2 separate regions of the Homo sapiens genome follow, and region 1 is linked to region 2. A link is a loop called in an ENCODE intact Hi-C map of the cell type or tissue named here. Cell type or tissue: PC-3. All regions are shown on one strand. Each heading gives the region's core, and the rest is flanking DNA. Links, peaks and the distances in the headings are about the cores only. Region 1 overlaps MYO1D (myosin ID). Region 2 overlaps MYO1D (myosin ID).

What was found. Peaks named below come from ENCODE experiments on the same cell type or tissue, not always from the same donor. Only the 100,000 strongest peaks of a DNase experiment are listed, where the experiment ranks them.
Region 1: a loop joins it to region 2, with 4 times the contacts of the local background. A loop is called at or near these places in 9 of 110 quality-filtered maps.

What each region holds. Positions count from the first base shown.
Region 1 is chr17:32,851,251-32,860,484 of GRCh38, reverse strand. The region is part of intron 1 of MYO1D (myosin ID); the gene reads left to right. LOC124903981 (a long non-coding RNA gene) reads right to left here. Exons shown (of 4, transcript XR_007065713.1): 4 at 9,089-9,234. Among named protein-coding and RNA genes, the nearest start is that of MYO1D-DT, 21 kb to the left of the region's middle. In PC-3, for the core only: no CTCF peak of the experiment used is centred there; no DNase peak of the experiment used is centred there; H3K4me3 peaks cover 1,200 bases; H3K27ac peaks cover 1,443 bases.
Region 2 is chr17:32,802,936-32,812,169 of GRCh38, reverse strand. The region is part of intron 1 of MYO1D (myosin ID); the gene reads left to right. Among named protein-coding and RNA genes, the nearest start is that of MYO1D-DT, 69 kb to the left of the region's middle. In PC-3, for the core only: no CTCF peak of the experiment used is centred there; DNase peaks (open chromatin) are centred at 5,309 and 6,979; H3K27ac peaks cover 3,491 bases.

The sequences.
Region 1 (9,234 bases), core at 697-8,696, 48 kb before region 2:
GAGGTCTTAGTAGTCTATGTTATGTGTCACCATTGACTTGGGCTATGTCAGAGGAAATACAGGGACTTGGAAGTTCCCTAGCTTATCACACCTCTCCTGGAGGGGTGTGTGGTTGCTAGCTTCACTCTATATCAGTCAGAATGCTGTTGGGGGCAGCTAAAAAGAAAACCAGACCAAACTGGCTTAAACAGAAAAGAAACATGTTATCTCACACAACAAGAAGGCTAATGATAAGAGAGGTTCTGGCCAGTCCCTAAGGACTCTGCCTCCACTTGTCTGTGATTCCCTTGGTTTTGCCCTTCTTGTGCTGGTTTCATCCTCAGCTGGTGGAAGGTCGTTGCAACAGTTCTGTGCATCTCACCCAGGCACAGTAATGTCCTGAGGAAGGAGAGTGAGCTCTCTGCTTGTGTTGTGCTCCTTGCTTAGGAAGCCCCCCAGAAGACTTCCTTACATGTCACATTAGTTAGCATTTGGTCACATGCCCATTATTAAACCTGCCACTGGTAAGAGGAATGTGGTTATCATGATGGAATAGTCAGGCGCTGATGATAGATTTCTCATTTCCTGCAGCATGTGGCTGTATGGAAGGGAGTGGATACCTGAACAAAGTCAGGCTTTTTTAGGAAAGAAGGAATTTTAGGGGCAGAATAGGATATTGGATAGGCAACCAAAAGTGCCTCCTCTACACAGTTTTACAAGCTATGTAGACAGAATAGGATTTATTCAGAAAAGAATGCTCAATATGTTGAGGGTACTTGAAACCATGTCATTTAAGGAATGACTGAAGGAACAAGACAGGACATGAACACCAACCTCAAATACTTGCGTATGAATTGATTATGTTTATTCTGGGAGACCCCAAAAGACAGAATTCATGCCAGTGGGTAAAAGTGAAGAGATGTAGATTTATCTTTCTGCTCCTTTTCTTCCTCTTCTTCTCTTCCTCCTGAAGAATTTGGTCCTAAAGCCATTGGGTTGGGGCACAGCAAGGTAGGCATCCATCCCAGGGGAAGGGGAGCCACAGGGGCCCAGATTAGAGTTTGGAGCCAAGTTGAGTAAAGAGGGGGCCAATGCATGAGGACCTGAGTATGGAAAAAGAGCATCCGTGCTGGCATGGTCTTGGTGACAGCAGTGGGAGATAAGTGATAAACAGGGAGATTGACAAACAAGTAAATATGTTGAGGATAATGGAGTCAGGTTTCTCATGGTCATAAAAGAGAGCTCCAAATATGGAAAGGGGAAAAGTACAGTCAACCCTTTGTAGTTAGATTGGAATCAGAAGTTTTCAATATACAGCTAGACAGAGGAGTAAATATAGATGTGAATGCGTATGCACCTATATCCATACATTATGTATTCCCCATCTCTGTCCATTGTGAGGACCTGGGAGCAGTGATACCTTAATATAATAGCAATGGTCACACCTAGTACCATCCTCCACTGAAAGAAATCAGGGCTTTGTGGAGAAATGGGTAATTCCAGGGTTGTCACAAAGTAAATATTAATACAAGGTGAGCCGGGGGCATCTTGTATTTTCAGAAAGCAAGGAAATCCTCAAAGAATGATGAAAAATGTAAAACAGATTCAGAAAGCAGCTTAAGTGAGTACCCACTAGCTAAATCTGGGTCAGTTTAATCATCAAAATGAAATCGGAAACCATGAGTCCATACTTACATAAACTAATAAATAACTTTTGAAGTTTGATGAGGAATGGGATATTTACTTAGTATCTCCCTACAAAATGTTCAATTAATTAATACCAAAGAAAAAAAGATTATTGTTACAGTGGAGAAGCCTGACAGATGCTACCTTAATGAAGTGATCAAAATGAACAATGTCAGAAATGGGACAAATCAGAATCATGTACCATGTGATCAGGTGCAATGAGAAAAACACAGCATTACTTCCTCTGTGACATTCCTGCTAAAGATGCATAACCTGAATCTAATCAGAGGAAACACCTAGCAAGCTCAGATTGAAGGCCAGTCTTTAAAATAACTAGCCTGTAACCTTCAAAAATGTTAAATTCCAAGAAAGACTGAGGAAGTATTCTAGAAGCAACGAGAATAACAAGACATAACAACTAAAGGTGAAGCATGATGCTGAACTGTATACTTTTGCTATAAGGGACATTTATTGGGGCATTTGGTAGAATTTGAATAGGGTTCAAGAATTAAATCTTAGCAATATATCATATGTTAATCTCCTGATATTGATAGTTGTATTTTGGAACTGCTACTTAGACATCAAATGGTTCCCAAAGAAGGTAATGAGTTTCTGGTCATGTGAACTTATTGAAACTGGAGTTAAAGGTTCACTCATTAGGTTCTTGTAAAGAGATGTTGTGCATCTGGAATATTGGTCTATGTGGCCTCTAAAGTCATACATTCTAGGATTCCAGTTGTCTAAATGCATATTTTAAAGGAACAGTTGAAAATATTAAATGATGTTATGCTCTCAGTTATTACAAATTAACAATTAACATTACCAATCAACAGGTATTACTTAAAGCTTTTTGCTAGAAACTGTGTATACTGAGGACTACATATAATTCGTTCCAAGAATAATGATATAATTGGAGATAAATGGAATGAAAAGATATGTAACCCCCGAAAGTAGCATATAATAAATGCCTGATGATTAGTAGCAATATTCTACAGTTCACATGTGGAGAAAATTTCTGAGGAGTCTGAGCTTTGGTGGTTAAGGAAGGCCTTTATTGATTAAGGGATTGGGCTGAATGCTGGAATGTGAATAAGACTTAGGTATGCATGAAGTAAGAATGGCAAGGGAGAGCATTCCATGCAGGGGTGCCTCTGTGAATGGTTGTGACATGTTCAGGGACGGTGAGAAGACCAGTCTGATAGGGTTAAAGGAGTCTATTTTTTTTTTTTTTTTTTGAGGTGGAGTCTTGCTCTGTCGTCCAGGCTGGAGTGCAGTGGTGCGATCTCGGCTCACTGCAAGCTCCACCTCCTGGGTTCACGCCATTCCCCTGCCTCAGCCTCCTGAGTAGCTGGGACTACAGGTGCCCGCCACCACGCCCAGCTAATTTTTTGTATTTTTAGTAGAGATGGGGTTTCACCGTGTTAGCCAGGATGGTCTCTATCTCTTGACCTGGTGATTTGCCCACCTCGTCCTCCCAAAGTGCTGGGATTACAGGCATGAGCCACCGTGCCCGGCCAAAGGATTCTTAAAGGATTAGCTCTGCCTTAAATTCATTACAGTTGGGAAGACAGGATTAGATTCCATAAAATGGAAAATGGGAAGGAAACTAATTATTGGGGCAGCTACTAGGCATCATCAGGTGCAGTGTTAGGTGGTTTTCATTCATTAATCTCTTATAATCTATTCAACCCTACAAGATAGGTGTTATACAGGTATGAAACACGTGTTTACAGAGAAAGAAGATGGCTTTGCCAAAGTCACATAACTGATTAAGAAGCAGTTTGAATTTGAAGCCAGACTGACAGGACTTCAAAGTGCTTGACATTTCTGCTACCCCTGCTTCATACATATGGAAAGGAATAGAGAGCAATGATACAGACTTGGGGGGAGGGGATGACTGTATGTGTAGAATATCGAGAAGAATATTGGAAAAAGGAGGATATTTCCCAGTACCTCTTCTCATGTTGAGATCAAAGTGCTCATAGAACATGCCTCTGAGATTTAGATGATCAGAAATGAGCATAAAATGTGAGAAAAGGGCCAAGGATTGAACCTTCAAAGAGATCTGTATTTAAGGGACAGTCAGAATAATAAGGACCCTGAGAGGAGTCTGAAGAGGAGTGTCCATGGAGGTTGGAAGAAAACAGGAAAGTCTGATATCACAGAAGTTGAGAAGAGAGGGGTCAGCAAAGTTGCACACTTGAGAAAGGCCAAGGAAGAGAAGGATGAAGAGGTGTCCATTAAATACAGCATCCAAGAGGGCATTGATGACTTTCATTAGGGTGATCTCAGTGGAGAGGTAGAGGTGGAAAACAGTTTGTAGTGGGTTAGTCAGTAGGGGTGAACAACTAGAGACTGAGTGATATTGCTTTCAAGAAGTGTGTTGGAAAGGAGAGAAGACCATAGCTACAGGTTTTTGTTTTTCTGCTACTTTTTAAGCCAAGAGAGTTGAGTGTGAATAGGTAATGATGGGAAGGAGGCCGTAGAGAGAGAAAGACATTTGAGAGGACAGAGAGTCTTCTGCAAAGGATGAGATGTCTGAGGAGATGTGAAGCGCTGGAATCTGGAGCAGCAGACATGAAGAGGATGAAGGCTCCTATGCTTTTTGTGGAAATTGTCCATATCTCTCCCTCATACAACAGAAGTCTTTGTGTTCCCAGGCAGGGTGGTCTCACTGACCATAGTATAGCTGCTGTGTGGTCTATACTATTTCAAAAAGAAAAAAAAAATCATCCAAGAATAGCATCTGCATGCACATTCTGATTGATGGCAACTAAGATACATTTTGTTTAAAGCTGCAAAATTCGGTACCGTCATTATAATGCTGTCATTCTGAAATGCCTGCCTTAAAAATGAGAGTAAAAGAAGAACAAGGGAATAAGAATGACTATATACTCTCAGCCAATGAAAGCTAGTCCTACAGACTATCATAGCATGGATCCATGAGTTAGTGCTTCAGACAACCTCATCCAAAGAGCCCTGTGCTGTGCGTTCCAGAGATGAGTATGTTTCACAACATGTATTGTTTACTCTGTTGTGACCTCCTCTCCATTTATTTTGGCTTCTACAGACCTATTTTGATTTGTAATAGTTGCCAAAGATTTTTTTAAGTGAATGAATGATATTAGGCATGCAAGAAATAATACTAGACCTGCAGCTTCTGCAGTGTAGAAATAAAGGGGGAAAGTACTATGTTAGATGTAGGAGTAGGAGTCGAAACCTAAGAAAAAACACAAATGTCCATCAACAGTGGGATGGAAAAATAAATTGTATTCATACAATAGAATGCTAGATGACAACAAAGGTGAATGAATTACAGCTACATACATCAGCATGAATTAATCTCACAATCATAACATTGAGCAAAAGAAGCCAGACAGAAAACAATACGTACTCTATGCTTTCATTTATATAGAATTCAAAAACAAGCAACACTAATCTATGGTGTAAGAAGTCAGGATAATAGTTATTTTTGGAGAAGAGAGAGGGGACAGTAATTAGGAGGAGACTAAAGGAGGGTATCTGGGGGTGCCGGGAACAGTCTTGGCACAGGCAGTGGTTACGTGTACTAAAGATGTGTACATTCTTATGTATGAATGTTATACTTCAATAAAAGTGTGTTTTTAAAAAAGGCCACAAGGAGTCCTCAAGGAAATCATGGAGGAAACAGTACAAAAATCAGCAAGCAATTAAAGGTTTGTAGCAATCCTTTGACCTTACATATGGCATCATAAACCTCATTGCAGCCAATGGGGATGGAACCAACAATTTTATTGTTAGTTGAAGGTGTGTCATGACTTCGTGGATTTGCAGAGACTGCAAGAGTAACTGCCAAATATGGGATGTGTGCGTGTGTGAGTGAAGCTACACTCACACATGTACACATACACATTTGTATATCATATGTTGGCATCTTCATAGGGACCACAGTTAAAGCGTGCAGATTCATCCAGTTCCCTCATTCCAGGAAACTCTACTTCCAGCTCTCTACTTTCAATTCATGTATTCTGTAGCTATAGTTACGGACTTTATTGTGCCTATTCAACCTTTACCCTGTGTTTATTACTTCTCAAATCACTTTCTAATTTTATTTTGAGTCTCAGATGCCTTTCAAGAATTTCACATTTATGGGATGTTTTTACTTCCATAAATGTTTTTACTGTGTTAACCTGGCCCAGTTGGTCTGTGTACAGGGAGTACAAACTAATTCTGATGTTAGCTTGTTAAATAAAATTAAATCTGTCACCACTGCATAAAGTGTATAATGTATCCCAAAGTGAAGCAAGAATTATTTCTTATTTGTTGTTTGCCATTGGCTTCGCCAATGATTTCTCCCTTTAGCCCAGAGAAGAACTGAAGTTGATTCCTTTAGATGTGCAAGCTTTTCACATTCAGGTTTATTTCAGGTGGAACTTTGCTTTTCTTGGAGGAAGGTGACTCATTTGTGAGGAATTCTGAATGGCTAAGTAAGGAAGAGATCTGTTTTTCAGAGTTTCATAAATTTTTACTAGTCTACTCTGCCAGGATCCATTTTTATTCCTTCATGTAAGCTCTTATGAGTTAGATCTTAATGATGATTCTGATTAATAAGCTAAAATTCCCAAGGGTTACCTATTGCCTATGCTTGCAATTAATGTAAAAGAAACTTTCCGTGGAGTGAAAAGGAGATTTTATTTTTCTTTAGTTTGGACTGATTCCAGTATGCTGAAGTTGTTGATATTGCTAGTAAAAAAAGTATTTGAATTTTCATTCTGTTTTTAGGAAACTAAGATAATTTTTGCCTATATTTGAAATCAGTAGCTATGAAAGGTGACTTTCAAGTGTATTCCTGAGAAAGAGGAAATAAGAGGTTGGGGGAAGATTCTAATAATTAAGTTTAAAATGTGCGTACTTTAAATATCACTGCGAGACAGTTGTTTGAACTTGAAGCAGATACCATGCTTCCTAATGTTGAATTTACTGTTTGTTTCAATAATTTATTGACAAATTTATTGGGTAAATTTGCCATCTTGCATATATTGATTCTAGAGCATTGGTTCAGAAGTGTGGAAAAAAAGATCCATAATTTGTTAATCCATCATGTACTTTTTGTTCGTTTGTGAGCCAAATCATTCATTTAAGCAATTAGCAGTTAATTATCCATCAACTATATGCTAGGTTTTAGAGATACAAAAATGAATAGAATCCTTCCCTTGCCCCTGTGTAATCCAGGTCTATAGGGAAAGACAGACATGGAAATAATTACAGCAGTGTAATCCATGCTGTGATGGAGATATGGATGGCATGCCCCAGGAACTCAGAGGAGGATGCATCCAACTATTTCTGGGAGGTAAACGGAAGCTTCAAAGGAGATGTTTGAACTAAAGTGTGAGCAGGAAGTTGGCAAGTTGGCCATAGAATAAGAATAAATTCATCAAATCCTATGCTAAAGATTTTTTATTATGTGGTGATGGGGAGCCATTGAAGGATTTTAATTAGGGAAATGACTTGATCAGATTTACATTTTAGAAGACTGTGGTGTTAATGAAGGAGATATATAATCACATGACTGAAGCTGGAAGTAGAGAGAACATTTAGGAAATTGTTGAAAGAGTCCAAGTGAGACTAGTGAGAAAGTGGGAAGAGAGACACAGAGGCGTGGTTTTCATATCTGTTGAGAAGGTAGAATTGATTGGCTTTGGTATTTGATTTCGATGGTGCTGTTTACAAAGAGTAGAGATGCAAGAGGAAAGAAAATTTGGAGTGTGGGTTAGAAGGTAAGATAACAGGCTGAGGCTATTGTTCTTGCGAGTCATCACATGGAATTGTCTAGTAGCCAGATGGAAGTACTGGACTGTACAGTTTTGAAGCAGATTAGAGTGGTGTGTAGTCAGGACATAGGTGTTACAGTCATCTGTATATGATGACATTTGATGCTTTTGAAGTATATGAGATTACCTTATTAGAGAATGTATACAGTGAGAAGTGAAGGTAAATACCATCTTTCACAAAAAGGTCTTTTGGACCTCTGGTTTGTTTCTCAAAATTGTTTCTTTTTTTATCTAAATTTATAAATACATGATTCTTGTAGAAAAATTGAAAAATATAGAAATATATAAAGACAATAAGATAATAATATTCACCCATAATTCAATTCTCATTCCCCAAGAAAGTCACTGTTAGGAAAAAACTATGCATGTATTTGCCACATAGTTGAGACGACATTCTACAGACAATTTTGCACCCTATTTACCATTAATTCAAGCATAGTAGCATATTAGTATTATAAGTAACATTGCATTTAATATGTCTGTATGAGAATTATTTTCTAAGATCACAATTCTTCTTGGTATGGATTCCTAGAAGTAGAATAACTTGGCTACAAGACATAAACAAATGTAAAACTTTACATTTTGGCCAGGCACAGTGGTCATGCCTGTAATCCCAGCACTTTGGGAGGCCGAGGTGGGTGGATCACCTGAGGTCAGGAGTTCGAGACCAGCCTGGTCAACATGGTGAAACCCCGTCTCTACCAAAATATACAAAAACTAGCCAGGTGTGGTAGCATGTGCCCGTAGTCCCAGCTACTGGGGAGACTGAGGTGAGAGAATCTCTGGAACCTGGGAGGCAGAGGTTGCAGTGAGCTGAGATCATACCAGCCTGGGTGACAGAGTGAGACCCTGTCTCAAAAAACAACAAAAAAAACTTTACATTTCATCAAGTGTTTTTCAAAATGGTCATATCAATTTCTACTTCCACTGGCAGACAGTTCTAACATTTGAAGGTTTTAGGGGAAGAAGAGTCAATAAAAGAAATAAACTAGAAAGTAATGGTACGAGAGAAACTAACAGAGGAGAGAATTTCTAGAAGGAAACAACAGCAGTAGTAAATGCTGTAGATCAGGGGTCCCAACCCCCAGGCCCCTGACCGGTACGGTGGTCTGTTAGGAACCGGGCTGGGCTGCACATCAGGAGGTGAGCAGCGGGCCAGCAAGCATTACAGCCTGAGCTCCACCTCCTGACAGATGAGCAGCATTAGATTTTCAGAGGAGTGCAAACCCTATTGCGAACTGTGCGTGTGCACACTCCTTATGAGTGCACACTCCTTATGAGACTCTAATGCCTGATGATCTGAGGTGGAACAGTTTCACCCTGAAACCACCCCCCTGGGTCCATGGAAAAATGGTCTTCCACAGAACCTGTTCCTGGTGCACAAAAGGTTGGGGACCACTGCTGTAGAGAGATCACAGAAGCAAAGAATGGAGGAGACCATTGAGTTTGGTGATGGGAAGCCTTGGTAGAATGGTAGGGAGTTAGCCAGGTTGCATTGAGCTGAGGAGTAGATGAGGTGGATATGGACTATTTGATAGAAGGGCTGCAGAACTGGTGGAAAATATTGTGTTGTTTGTTTTTAAAGGTGAAGAGTCTTAGGCATGTCTGTGGGAATTGGAGTTGATCATTGATGGAACAAGATGCTTGAGGAAGTGAGAGAGGATGGGTTCCAGAGCTCTGGGGCTCCCTCTTTTTCAGGCTCAGGAAAAAAGGTGGTCAGGATTAGGGTGGATGTAGGTAAAGTGGCAGGAAGTCAGAG
Region 2 (9,234 bases), core at 769-8,768:
GAAAAGTAAACTCAAACTCAGAATTCAAAACTAAACTTATCAACTTCCCTATTAAGGCAAGCTTATCTCTTTTTATAGCAGAATGTGTTGGCTACAAGTAGTAATAGAAAAACCCAAATAAAAGTGACAAACTACAAGGAAAGTTATTTCTCTCCCATAACAAGAAGTGTAGTAGTAGAATGGGTCCTGGGTTGGATAATTCAGTTGCTCAGTTATGTTTTCAAGGACCCAGGTGCCTTCCATTTCCTCAGCATTTTGACTTGTCCTTTTAGACTGGCTCTCCTCAACTCAAGATGAAAACTCAGGCAACACGTGCATATGACAGCTTTCAAAAAGGATTGCCCCACATCTTTACTCAGATCCAAGAAAAGCTTCCTAATCTCATCAATGACAAGAGGACTGGAATTCCCAGCTTTACCTTAGACTAACCAAGATCCATTCTCTTGGAGCTGGGGATAGCATTCCATTTCTGGAACACATGGCTTGGTGAGGGATGAACACCTGAGCAGCATCAGAGCCCTCCTGGCAAAAAAAAAAAAAAAAAAAAAAAAAAGAGGGTGAGGGTTGGGAGATAAATGTGGCTAGAGGGCATACAGTGTCTACTACAAGGTTTGAAATATTTCATGATTAGAAGTAAAAGATATAAAAATGAAGAAGAATTAGTAGTCACATTGAAGTTAGGGAAAACTAGGTAGTAAGTACTGTAGAAAATCAACTCAGACCAAGGATTGGGGCTGGAGTAGCGGGGATGGATTTGGGAGATGCAGCATGCATCCTCATTGACTGGACATAGGGAGGGGAAGAAAGGCCTCACTTGACTTCCAGTTTCTTTTTGGCTAAGTGGATAGCCATTCATGGAGATGAGGAAGACAACAGGATGAGTAGGTTTGACTGGTAGAGGTTTACTTGAGTTATGTTTTAAATGCATTGAGTCTGGGATGCCTAGTGAGACATCCTAGTTGAAATATCCTATAGGCAGTTGGAAGAAATGTCTGAACTGGAAATGTAGATGCCCTTTTGAGAGCAGAAACTGCTCCTTCCTCTTTTCTTCATTATTGATGGTGTCTCCCAGTCTTTTTCAAGTCTTCCTCATCCTTTGGTGCCTCTCAGGCTGATAGCCTTCTCCCTCTCTTCTTAAGGAATACACTCACTTTTGGTGAAGCCGTTGCTACAATTGCTGTCTGTCTGCCAAGGTTTCAGTGTAATGCCATAAGGCAAATAACCTAAACCCATTAAAATTAATTCAGAATTTAAAAGGCCAGATAATTTAATCTACTTTTTAAAAGACTCATAAATATTAAATTACCAAAAAAAAAGACAACTCCTCAAACAGAATAGATTTATCCTAAGCCGAGGAAATTGTGATAAGTGGACAGAGTTATTTAAAGGCATATTAAAAGTTAGATTTCTCACGCCTGTAATCCCAGCACTGTGGGAGGCCGAGGCAGGCAGATCACTTGAGGTCAGGAGTTCGAAACCAGCCTGGCCAACATGGTGAAACCCCGTCTCTACTAAAAATATAAAAATTAGCCGAGCATGGTGGTGGGTGCCTGTAATCCCAGCTACTTGGGAGGCTGAGGCTGGAGAATCCTTGAACCCAGGAGGCAGAGATTGCGGTGAGCCAGGATCACGCCATTGCACTCCAGCCTGGGCAATAGAGCGAGACTCTGTCTCAAAAAAAAAAAAAAAAGTTACGGACTTAACCTTATGGTTCCCCAAAAGTATAAACATGAGAAACAGAGATCAGGAATTTTCAATCATTTGCTATTTAGACCTAAATTACCAGGGGAAATCCTCCAGCACATTCTGACACAGGACACCCAACCATCTGTACCTTTTCTGAGTCTGTGAACTCTGAACTTCAGGGTCACCCTTAGAACTCTTTGTATCTGCGCTTCTGTTTCTCTTGCCACCTACTCTCTCCTCCCTTTCTCAGCCTCCCTGTCTGCTGTCTGGGTGCTCTTCTCTGCAGCTTCCTCACCCTTCATATATAGTCCCTTGTCACATTGGTTCCTGGCTCTGGCTACCCACTACTTCCTCCCCTTTGCCACTTCTCCCCAGTGTTCATGTACACCTTTCAGCCACATCATTCTCCTGGCTGCTTCCTGCTCATGCCTGTCAAGGTCACCTGCATGCCACTGCTTTTGCTTTGTCCTGGCCTTTTCCCTTCACCCTTTACTTAGCCCTTTCCCACTGCCTTTAGGTATAGAGGAAGCATTAATTAGTTTTTGCCTGTCTTTAGAGAAGCAGATCATTGATCATTGTGAATTTGTACTGCAAATACTGTATAGATTATTAGCTCACCTGACAATTATAGTTGGACCCCTTCTAATAAGATGATGCAAAAGGCCTGTCCAAGTATTAGCAGTTGCTATTATTGCTGAGCACAGAAACTCTGCATGAGTGCCCCTTATTTTAAAAACAGCCCAATGGCTGGGCACAGTGGCTTACACCTATAATCCCAGCACTTTGGGAGGCCAAGACAGGCAGATTAATTGAGGCCAGGAGTTTGAGACCAGCTTGGCCAACATGGTAAAACCCTGTCTCTACCAAAAATACAAAAATCAGCCAGGCATAGTGGCACATGCCTGTAATCCCAGCTATATGGGAAGCTGAGGTGTGAGAATCGTGTGAACCCAGCAAGTGGAGGCTGCAGTGAGCCAAGAACACGCCACTGCCCTCCAGCCTGGGCAACAGAGCAAGACTCTGTCTCAGAAAAAGAAAAAAAAAAAAAAAAAGGCCTAGGCCAGATACAGTGGCTCATGCCTGTAATTCCAACACTTTGGAAGGCCAAGTGGGGAAGATTGCTTGAGGCCAGGAGTGCAAGACCAGCCTGGGCAACATAACAAGACCCCCATGTCTATAGAATAAAAAACAAAAAAATTTAGTTGGGTGTGGTGACACATGCCTGTAGTCTTAGCAGCTCAGGAGGCTGAGGTGGGATGATTGCTTGAGCTCAGGAATTTGGGGCTGCAGTGAGCTTATGATTGCACAACTGCACTCCAGGATGGGTGACAGTTTTTTTTTTTTTTTTTATCAAAAACAAAAATGAATAAAAACAGCCCTAGGAGGGGGTGTGGGAGAGCAGGCATTTTCTTTGAGATACAATTTAGAAATATCTCTCAAATCTACCCTAAATATACATATGTGTGTGCATGTGTGTATTTATATGTACGTATACGTACACATGTTTACATATATACGTATGGCTATACCTAAAGGCATAAAATTTGCATACAAAATTTCTCAATGTCTTAGTCTTTCAGGCTGCTCTAACAAAATATCATAAAGTAGGTAGCTTATAAATGGCAGAAATTTATTTCTGACAGTTCTGGAGGCCAGGAAGTCCAATATTAGGGTGCTGACATAGTTGAGTTTTTGTGAGTGACCTCTGCTGGGTTGCAGACTGCCACCCTCTCATTGTATTATTACATGGTGGAAAAAGAGTATGTTAGCTCTGTGGCCTCTTCCTGTAAGGGCACTAGTCTCATTCATGAGGGCTCTACCCTTGATGACCTGGTTAACCCCAAAGGCCCCCTCTCCAAATACCATCACATTAGGAGTTAGATTTCAATGTATGAATTTTGGCGTGGCAGGGGGTGGGACACAAATATTCCATTCATAGTGCTCAGAATACATTAGAAATCGATAGCATTGGTTATAGTCGGATAAAAGCACTGGAAGTTCTGGGATAAGCTGTGAGGGAAAACTTTTACTGCATTCCTTTTATATCTTTTGAATTCTGATTATTGACGTATTACTTAAATATTTCTTTCAAATTTACTTTTTTTTTTTTTTTTAAAGAGACAGGCTCTCATCCAAGCTGGAGTGCAGTGGCATGATCATATCTCACTGCAGCCTCGTACTCCTGGGCTCAAGCAATCCTCCTGCCTCAGCCCCCTGAGTAACTAGGACCACAGGCATGCACCACCATGCCTGGGTAATTTTTAAATTTTTTTGCGGAGACAAGGTTTTACTATGTTGCCCAGGCTGATCTTGAACTCCTGACCTCAAACAGTCCTCCCACCTTGGCCTTCCAAAACATCAAATTTAGTATTCTATGACCCATCAGTTCTCACTTGAAGAAATTTTCCCCCACAGAAATGCTTGTTTGGGTTAGGAAAATTGTGGGTAAGGTGATGTTAATGATAACATTGTTTATAGTAACAATAGCAACCACAAAAGCAGGAGCAACCTAAAAGTACATCAGTAGGGGCTGACATCTCAATTATAACATATCTATGCTGTTATTTAGGAAAATGAGGTATGCAAATATGGTAATGTGAAAGGGTTGCTGATTAAGATAGGGTAGGTTATGCTAGAGTTACAAACAACCCCAAAGTCTCAGTGGCTTTAATGTAAGAAGGCTTATTTCTCAGTCACATAAACTTTTCTGTCAATCCAGGGGACTCTCCAGGCAATCCCTGAGCACGCAAGCTGCTTTGATCTTGTGGCTCTGCCATCTCAAACACAGAGGTTCCTCAGTCACCAAAGCATGTGCACACCAGCTTTTCTGTGCTTTGGCCCAGAAGTGTGTGTGTATCCCACAGCCTGCCGGGCAGAGCTAATAGCATGGCCTTGCCTAACTCCCGCAGAAGTGTGGGAGAACAGATGAAATGTTTGGGATATAAGCCTGCTTTACTATTTACTGCTAATGTTACCTTTAGTATTTAAGACATCCTAATTGAGAAAAACATGTAGATCAGATTATATGATATATATCACATACAGACAAGATATATTAATATGACACGTAAGATACAGTGTATATTTTACATATTATATATAATTTTGTTTTAAATATGTATATACATAGGGTATAGGAACATAAAGTTTTATGGAAGAATATATAAGTTAACAATAGGAACCTCTAGAGAGTGGAACTAAGGTTACCCTGTTTAAATATTTTTACTGTAATTTTTACTGTAATAAAGTGTTTAAACTGCTTTAAACACTATAGTATAGTCTTTACCTTTTATTCATACATATTAAAATAGTAGGATTATTGTGTATTAATTTTTGTGATTTTTTTCCAATCTGGTTTAAATTGACTTTGTGAAATCCTCCATGAAAATAAATTCAAGTTTGAGAAATCTGAGTTGTGCAACTGTTATTTCACCTTAAGTGAAATTAACTTATAGCCTATTTATGTGTGTATATAATATGTATAGACCAAAGAGAATTGCCAAATTCACCTACATTTTTATTTATACATCCTATGTTATTTAGTTAAGGCTTACGTGTTGCCAGTTTTGTAAAATAGGAAATGCCATTCACTGTTGACTCTGCACCACTCCTTTCCTGAATATGCTGGAACTAAAGGGCAGGCAAAGAAATAAGTAATTCATTCATGGTGAACAAGCAAGGAACAGACTAGCAACACCTTGGAAAGCCAAACACCCTTGGAGCTATAAAAACATAGTAACAGATGACATAATCCTTACTCGGAAGATTTATTATTAATCTCTTTAGATATTCAAAATGTGGAGGTTTGGCCATTCATGGTGGCTTATACCTGTAATACCTGCACTTCGGGAGGCTGAGGCAGGAGGATTGTTTCAGCTCAGGAGTTCAAGGCCAGTCTGGGTAACATAGTGAGACCTTGTCTCTAGTGAAAATTTTTTAAAAATTTAAAAGATCAGCTGGGCGTGCTGGCATGCACCTGTAGTCCCCAGCTACTTAGGAGGCTGAGGTGAGAGAATCACTTGAGCCCGGGAAGTTAAGGCTGAAGATTCACTTTTCACAGATTAATGACTATTTCTACAAAGCTAAACATTCTAATTTACAAATGGGATACATATTAAATATACATTTAAAAAATAAATTTAAACTCTAATTGAAAAACAAACAACATAACACCTTAGGTATGGTGTGATAAGGTTACTTTTTTTTGTTTTTGTTTGTTTGTTTTTGAGACAGAGTCTCGCTCTGTCACCCAGACTGGAGTGCAGTGGCGTGATCTTGGCTCACTGCAACCTCCGCCTCCTGAGTTCAAGTGATTCTTCTGCTCAACCTCCCGAGTAGCTGGAACCACAGGCGTGTGCCACCACTTCTGGCTAATTTTTTTGTATTTTTGGTAGAGACAGGGTTTCACCGTGCTAGCCAGGATGGTCTCAATCTCCTGACCTTGTGATCCGCCCACCTTGGCCTCCCAAAGTGCTGGGATTACAGGCGTGAGCCACTGCACCCGGCCATAAGGTTACTTTATAATAATCATGAACTTTTACCTCTCATCAAACCCCAGAAGGCAGTTTATTCGTTGAAGTTGCAGATAACCTGAGAATAAAGATGGTGAAAAGCCCTAAAGATGTGGCTTGAGGTCCTATGTCTATCAGGGAGTAACTCTAGGAAGGAACACGTAATCTTTGAAAAAGCTCTTCCAGAATTCAGATCCAAGAGCAGTGCTTCTTTGAACCAGCCCAACCTGAATGAGCTGCCTTGATCAGGGTTAGACTATCCTGTAAACATCAGCTTTTAAAGCTATCATTTTTTTTTTTCAGAGAATTATTTTGGCCTTGAAGTAATGTTTGTTTTATATATAAATGCTGTCTAATTTTGATGGTTTGATTGCTTCATTAGTCATCTCTGCAAATAACACACTTCTCCATCGGTTTTGGCTTCAAAACCAAACTCAATATGTGAGGAAATCACACCTCCAAGTAACAGCTAGTACAATCTCTTTTGGTCTTCATTTCTCTGAACCTGCTTCCTTCACCATAATTTGGTTTGCAATGACTGTACACTCAGAAAATACATGTATTTTGGAGACAAAGGAGTCCATAAAGCTTATTTTGCAAAGGATTAGGCGTGAAACCAAATTAGGATTAAAAATAAATAATGTACTTTTTATTTCCCTAATGTCTTAGTTTGTTTGGGCTGCTATACCAAAATACCTTAAACTCAGCAACTTATAAGCAACAGAAATGTATTGCTCACAGTTCTGGAATTTGGAAAGTCCAAGATCAAGATATTGATAGCAGATTTGGTGTCTGTTGGGATCCATTCGTCATAGCTGGTGCCTTTTTGCTGTGTCCTTACATGACAGAAGGGGCAAGCAAGCTCCCTCAAGCCATTTTTATAAGAGCACTAATTCTATTCATGGGGGTAGAACCCTTATAATCTAATCACCTCCCAAAGGCCCTACCTCTTAATACAGTGCAAATAATATTTTGAGTTAAGAGTTTGTATAATACCCTTAAATATGACACTTTGTAACATGGTCAGACTGTGTGTGACCAATCCAGCTTGTATCATACAGGACCTCATCATGCAACCTCACCATGTGAGTTTGATAGCATCCAGACTGCTCTATACTTTATTGAATAAAATGAGTCCACTAATCTTGCTCTTGGCTGCCACTGTAATGTCAAATTGTCGTAAAAGTTACTAAACTCTTTATTTCCTTACTTATCACAGACCAAGCAACAGACAGTTTGCAGACTGGAACCCTTGAAATAACACTGTTCTAGGAACTATTAGAGAATATAAACAAATGTAGAAGCATTTAAAATACTAGATAGCAGTGAAACATTTAATTGCTTAAAAGGGTAATAGATGAGATGCCCCAGTGCAACATCCAATTAATTGGCAAATAAATTGTAGAGACAGTAATTGTCCTGAAAGTCCAGTGGAGGGAGAAAGATCACTCCAGGCTAGAGGTGTCAAGAAAAGCCTTATGGAGATGGTGGGTCTTCAAATAGTTCTTAAAGGACAATATTTAAAAATAAAAATTGCATAAGTTTTATTAATAATTTTAGTATATTCCTGTAAACTCCAAAGTAAACCCTAGTCATACTAGTTAGTGTTAGTCATACTATTAGAGCCCTCTATATCTATGTGTCCTGCATCTGTGGATTCAATCAACTGCTAATAGAAAGTATTTGGAAATCTACATCTGTACTGAACATGTACAGACTTTTTTGGGTCATCATTCCCCCAAAATATAGTATAACAACTGTTTACATCGTGTTTGCATAGTATTGGGCATTATAAGTATCTGGAGATGATTTAAAGTATACAGGAGGATGTGCATAGGTTATATGCGAATACTATGCCATTTTATGTCAGGAACTTGAGCATCCAAGAATTCTGCTATCCACAAGAGGTCCTGGAACCAACCCTCTGCTGGTATCAAGGGATGACTGCATATAAATACTAGTATTACTAGATAAATCTTCCATTCAGCCTTTGAATGCAAAGGGAACTTCCTTGCTTGTCTTCTTTTTTAAAACAATTTACAAAATTTAAAAACAAAAGTCTTTGTTCTCTTGAATCATTACAAATTTCCTGGTAATTACTGTGTTTGGATTAGATTCTTTATAAGTGGGACTACTCTGTAAGATTCCTTTAAAAGCTCTGCTTTGCAGATGTTGTTTTGTAATATGGAATCAATCCTTGCCAGCAAGAGTGTAGTTTATATTGCATCACTTCCTTCGCAAGAGAATTGACTGCAGGATCCTTGGGGTTAGGGTCATTATTTTTTCATTGTTTTGCAAAGTGTGTATTGCCTATTTATGTTGTTAGAACTTTCAGATTAGTCATGACCAGAAATTAACTGGGAATGATTATTACACCTGTCAGCTGATAGTGCGATGTATATAAGCTATAGATGATTTTTTTCCCAAACCAATTTCATGATTTGTAAACATTAGTTTGGTTTTAAAATAGGATAACATCCTTTTAAAATACATATTTCCAGCTTTTCTTGAAAAATTGGAAGTTCTGGGCCCGGCGTGGTGGCTTACACCTGTAATCCCAGCACTTTGGGAGGACGAGGCGGGCAGATCAGGAGGTCAGGAGATCGAGACCATCCTGGCTAACACGGTGAAACCCTGTCTCTACTAAAAATACAAAAAATTAGCTGGGTGTGGTGGCGGGCACCTGTAGTCCCAGCTACTCGGGAGGCTGAGGCAGGAGAATGGCGTGAACCTGGGAGGCGGAGCCTGCAGTGAGCCGAGATCACGCCACTGCACTCAAGCCTGGGCGACAGAGTAAGATTCTGTCTCAAAAAAAAAGAAAGAAAAATTGGAAGTTCTGGCACAACTTGGTTCACATTTCAGAATGGGAACTGTCTGCTAGAGTTAACAGCTGCTTACTTTATACAGGGCTCATGCTTCTCACAGCCCTCACCATGCCCTGTTTGACTGACTTCTTTCCTTTTCCACTTATCTTTGCCTGCCTAACTTCCATAGACAGTTTGGCTACTGGACTAGTGTGTAATAGTGCGATTTGGCC